2 separate regions of the Homo sapiens genome follow, and region 1 is linked to region 2. Evidence: chromatin loops called from intact Hi-C (ENCODE). Cell type or tissue: PC-3. All regions are shown on one strand. Each heading gives the region's core, and the rest is flanking DNA. Links, peaks and the distances in the headings are about the cores only.

Region 1 (2,905 bases), core at 203-2,702, 590 kb before region 2:
TTATTGGGTTTGCCACTATATGTGTTGATTGGGTGCCGGGTGGTGTAGTCGAGATGGAATCACCATAATTTTCATTCACAAAATTCAGGTAACTGCTTGAAATAGACTCCATTTGGGGCCTGCCCTGGGATAATTACATAACGTGCCACTTAATAGTAATCAGTGAAGAACTAATTAAAGCAGGCGTTTCTCTGACAGCCATCACAGATTGCTCAAGAGAGCAGGTGAGAGCAAAGCTGAACCGCTCCTGAAGCTTCTCTGTGCTGTCAGCCCGCGGGCGGAGGCCCAGGGAGCCGGGCTGGGAGTGGCCGGGAAGGGCCCCCGAGCTTTTGTTCTCTCCAACTTGTATCTCCAAGCTTCCATGGAGACAGAGAAAAGGGGTCGTGAGGAGCAGCGGGTGTGGGGCCTGGAAGCCCCCAGGGTTCTGTTGGGCCATGGGGGGCCTGGGTGAGAGTCTCGCTCTAGACTGGAGGGACACCCCCAGCAGGCTGGGCCCGCTCCTCTCTCTGAGCTGCATCTCTCAGGGTAGGTTGGCAACGAGAAGGGGAGCTCGCAGAGATGTCACAAGGCTGAATGGGACAACACCCGGACCACAGGTGGGGGAAGCCCCCGAGACAGGACCACGCAGCCACTTGCTGGCAGTGTGAAGGGGCGTGTCGGCATGGCAGGCACAGCCTGTGGGCTTGCTGGAGCCAGGTATGACCACAGATTACTTTGTGAATGCCCCACCACTGCCCCTCCGGGGCTGAGGCTCTAGGAGCTCAGAGAGGCAGCTTGGCCTGCCTGAGACCTCAGAGCTGGGACTTGGTCAGGGGTGACACAGACCCACAGGAGAGTCGGGCCTTCTGGAATTTTCCAAACCAAATAGCATGCAAGTTTCTGTAGTGGTGGTGGAGAAGGGTGCTGGGGAGAGGTCAGTGTGAGTGGAGGTCCAGTCACAGTTCCCAGGACTGTAAAAGGCCAGGACAAACCAAAACTCGGATATGCCGAGTAAGTGCTGGCCCCGAGGGTGGAACTGGAGCAGGCAGCCAGTGTGGCTAAGCCTGAGAGGGGGTACTGCGGGCTCCTCAGACACAGATACTTCCCTCCCCACTGTCCCCACTGTCCCCACTGTCAGCAGTTCAGAAGCAATGAAAGCTGGGAAGAATGAGGGGGAAGAAATGGATGCAGTCGCCCACAGATAAGGGGGAGATGCTGAGGTTGCCCTGACCTCCTTGGATAAAGACCACACCACACTCATTTACACACCTGTTCACTTTTTGGGTGTAGGTGCCCTGAAGCCCCCAGAGAAAATTCTAGAGAAAATGCTGCTTTCCGACCAGAGAGGGTGCTGTTGCCTCACAAATGAGCTACCCAAGGATTTGGAAAAAAATTTCCTTGCCGTGATCCAAAGACTGAGAAGTTTCTGTCCATAAACAGCCCTGAAATGGCCTGAATCCTGCCAAACCCTGGGCTTTTTTTCCTGCTAGTACCCATTTTCTATACTCCCACAGGTTGGGGTGAGGAGAGAGAATTATCAGAGCTAGGGAATATTGATGATAACTGCAATGGCTACAATGTCTCACTGCCCTGTAATACTTGCAGCAGTCTGAGACCTGACCTTGTGCCAGCTACCATGTATCACAGCCAGCCCAGTGCACTGTGTGCCAAAGCCTCACCCTGTGCTAGTGCTTTGCACACATTTCCTCTGATCTCACAGTCACCCCCGGGGGAGATAGGGTTGCCCACATGTTGCAGGACCTCAGTGCTACCAGTCACTTGCCTAAGGTCCCAGGTAAGTGAGTGAAAGTCAGTCAGAAAGCTGTCATTTGGACCTGGGTCCACTTGGCTCCAGAACAAGTGCCCTTTAACCACTTCACTATGTTATTTGGGAGCTACATGGCAGGTGGGCCCCAAGCTAGACAGTGGCACGTCTCCTCCCCAGCTGCACACCTTGTTCTGTTCCGGGGGACATGTGTCTGACTCCCGCAATTGGGGAGGAGATAGGCTGACATGGGCTGGATCTTAAGGCCTAAATACGAAAAGAAAACACATCTCTCCTCTCCTATCTTCCCCGGCCTGCTTTCAGTTGTTTCTGGTCTGCCTCTCCGGGCTGGGCTTCGAGGCTCTTCTCTCTGAAATGCCCTGGACGGGTCTGCAAGAGAGAGAACCCTTGGAGAGGATTCCATTAAACAATGATCTCTGGCCAGATGTTCTGTTTTTATGCCACATTTTTTCTTTTTCTTTTTTTTTCTTTTTTCTTTTTTTTTTTTTGAGACGGAGTCTCACTCTGTCGCCCAGGCTGGAGTGCAGTGGTGCCATCTCAGCTCACTGCAACCTCCATCTCCCAGGTTCAACCGATTCTCCTGCCTCAGCCTCCCAAGTAGCTGGGATTGCAGACATGTGCCACCATGCCCAACTAATTTTGTATTTTTAGTAGAGATGGGGTTTTACCATGTTGGCCAGGCTGGTCTCGAACTCCTGACCTCAGGTGATCCACCCACTCAGCCTCCCAAAGTGCTGGGATTACAGACATGAGCCACCACACCAGGCTTAAGCCACATTTTTGATGACCTGTGGAGGCCCCATTTCCCATTTTTAGGGAAAGGAAGGACTCACATTACTGAGAAAACTTGGTGTAGGCCACTGATTTACATGGCAGTCTTCCAAAGGAGGCTAAGGTCTGGGCCCCCTGGTTCAGCTGGGCCAGCAATGAGCAGCGTTCAAATCCCTGAGTCGGGCCGGGGAAGATAGGAGAGGAGAGATTTGTTTTCTTTTCACATTTATGCCTTAAAAAGAGAGAGAGACTGAGGGATGGAAAGTAGACAAGGAGGCCATGAGCACGACTCCTTGCAAGCCTGGGTTTATGGAAAAGCATATGTCAATTCAGTGTTCACAAAAACAGACTTTTTCCCCACTGTGGACT
Region 2 (2,905 bases), core at 94-2,593:
AGCCACACCCTCCTTGGCAGCGCTCCACCCCCTGCCTGGTAGAAGGATAATCACTTGCAACCTGATCCTCTCCTCTGTTCTGGACTAGAAGTTCCTAGAGGGCAAGGACCCCATTTGGTGCTTAGAGCTAAACTTGGCAAAGGCACTCTTTTCTTTTTTCTTTTCTTCTCTTTTTTCTTTTCCTTTCTTTTCTTTTCTCCCCCTCCCTCCTCCCTCCCTTCCTTCTTCCTTCCTTCTCTCTTTCCTTTCCCTCTTTTTTCCTCCTCTCTCTCCCTTTTAATTTTTTTGGTTTTTTTTTTGTTGTTTGTTTTTTTTTTTTTTTTCGACGGAGTATCATTCTTGTTGCCCAGGATGGAGTGCAATGGCACAATCTCGGCTCACTGCAAACCCTGCCTCCCGGGTTCAAGCGATTCTCCTGTCTCAGCCTCCCGAGTAGCTAGAATTACAGGCATGCGCCACCATGCCCAGCTAATTTTGTATTTTTAGTAGAGATGATGTTTCTCCATGTTAGTCAGGCTGGTCTTGAACTCCTGACCTCAGGTGATCTGCCCACCTCGGCCTCCCAAAGTGCTGGGATTACAGGCGTGAACCACTGCTCCCTTTCAAATTTTTAAATTTAATCTCTATTTACTTCTTTCCTTCCGTTTGCACCTTAATTTCTCTTTGTCTCTCTCTTTCAACAATAAACAACTGGCCAAAGGGAATTGGTTTTAATTTCTGAGTCGTTCACAAGGACCCCGGGATTTCAAAAGATCAGAGAAGGAAAAACAAAGGGAGGGAACCTCAATTCTTTCCCTGCTCTTCCCCGCTAGCGAAAGGACTGAACAAGTGAAAGAACTGTGGAAGGACGATGGCGAACATGGAAGAGCTCTAAGGAAACTGTCCTGTAGTGTGTGTTTGTGGAGCAGGGGGATTAATATGAAACTGCACACCATGATTCATGCCCTCTCAAAACTATGCATACACCTGAGTAAAGAACAGGGGGAGATAATGATCAGTAAAATCACAGCAGGGTGAGGGTAGGCTGGGGGGATTTCCTGTAATATTATGATGTCATTTTAACAATAAATACAACTAGAAGAAAAGGCGCCCGGCCAAGTGTGGGATGTGGGTTCCATGTCATGTGGGAAGCGAAAGTGGGCAGTTGGGCCCCAGAAGGGAGAGTTCTAAGAGGGTGTGGTTCCCTCTAAGGGAGGGATTTGTGCGTCTGGCGCAGGGAGAAGACTGACCAAGAAAGCCACCAAATAAACAGACCAAACCCCCAACCACCCCTCCCCTGAGAAAAGCACAGAATGGCTGTATTGGTGTTAAAAGTAAGGTCCCCGGGACCCAAGACAGGATGAGAGCCCCAACCAAAACACCCTGGAAACATGGGGCTTTTTTTCCATTTGGGCATCCTACATTTCATCTAGAGAATTCCAAGATCCCAATTTCTGAGAGCAGACCCAGCCATTCTGAGCTCTCTGCTGACCTCTGGTGGGGAGGAGCTCCCATGGCCCAGGAAAGGTTGGAAAGAGGCAGCCACCTGCCCTGGCCTCCTCTGTTCCCCACGGTCTACAGGGTCACCTGCCCTCAGCCACCACTCAGGGCTAGAAGTCAGGGACTGTGAGGAGGAGAAAGTGCAAGAAAAGCTTTAAAGAATCCTCAGAGGAATATGGGCATAAGAGAATCATGTTGTAGGAAAGTTATCAAGTAAAAGAAAATTTTTTAAATAGATGGGTGGGAGGGACGTTTACCTTAAATCAACCCTGTGTATTCAGTTTCTTTAACTTTACAATCTTAAGAGAGAGGGGAGAAAGAATGTGTATATGAATGGGGTATGGAGGGTAAATTTGATCAGAAAGAAATAAATTCCCATTGGAGGACTTTGTAGGTCCTTGTGTGGGAGGCCTGTGTGGCCCTTCTCAAATAGATGACCTCATCATTTTCCAGCTGCTGGGTGGGGTGGTGCAGGGGGCAGAAATGGAAGGGAATGGCAACGGTACCTGTTCTTGGAACCAAGGAATTTGACCCAGACACCATCGGACCCAGCTTCCCCTCCCGTGGAAACGAGGCCTAAAGAAGCCAGAAGTGGCCTGCCCCAAGGCAGTGCTGAGCCTGAGATGGACAGTAGGGGTCCCATCCTTAGAGAGGACACCTTCGCTAGTGAGAATGCCCCAGTGTGCCGTGAAGCACTGAGAAGTGGAGAGGGGTTGAGGAGGGGAAGAACTTAAAACTAGCCCTGAGGTCTCAGAGATCCTGAAAAACACAATGATACTTGCATGAATGGAAAAGCAATGATGTATCCCTAGCAAGTCCCTTCTCTGTAAACAATCATTGACCATGCACCTCAAATTCTACTTCATCTCTCCATATTGTCTTAAATGCTAACTTCTCCAGGTAGGCCCCTTAGATTTCCCTGGTGGAAACTGGAGCTCTGCTCACCTATGAACCTCTTTTCTAGCCCTTGATTGAGGTGTGAAAGAGTTTACCACCAAACTCTGCTCCCACAAAGATTCTCCCGGTGATTGGGACCCAGAAACTATTAATTATTTACCAAAGGACAACAGAGGGCCCTACCATTTGATTTCCTATACAATCTGCCATTTTGGAACAGACATTTAAAAAAATTTGTGTTGGATAGGGGGTTGGCATACCTCATCTATTGAAACTTTATAAGATAATTAAATAAGTTTTAAAGTGAGAAAGACATCCCTCCTGTTTTTTCAATTGAGAAAAACTAGAACCAGGGATTTGTCCAAGATCTCAGGACCAGTTCCCAGGAGAACCGGGGCACCAGGGCGGTGAATCTGGAGGTTACCTGATCGTGTGCTTTCCTGCCTTGGCTAAGATCTTCAGATCCACTCGTTAAAAGTTGCCGGGATTTGTCCTTAGATGTCAATTGCTCAACTGAAACCTTTTAAAA

The links. Peaks named below come from ENCODE experiments on the same cell type or tissue, not always from the same donor. Only the 100,000 strongest peaks of a DNase experiment are listed, where the experiment ranks them.
Region 1: a loop joins it to region 2, with 9 times the contacts of the local background. A loop is called at or near these places in 37 of 110 quality-filtered maps.

Annotation. Positions count from the first base shown.
Region 1 is chr20:59,454,346-59,457,250 of GRCh38, reverse strand. No RefSeq gene overlaps it. Among named protein-coding and RNA genes, the nearest start is that of PHACTR3, 150 kb to the left of the region's middle. In PC-3, for the core only: CTCF peaks have their summits at 1,127 and 1,326; no DNase peak of the experiment used is centred there.
Region 2 is chr20:58,869,032-58,871,936 of GRCh38, reverse strand. All of the region lies in intron 3 of LOC101927932 (a long non-coding RNA gene), which reads left to right. It also overlaps a transcript of GNAS not described here. Among named protein-coding and RNA genes, the nearest start is that of GNAS, 21 kb to the left of the region's middle. In PC-3, for the core only: a CTCF peak has its summit at 1,474 (motif pointing left); a DNase peak (open chromatin) is centred at 1,466; H3K27ac peaks cover 394 bases.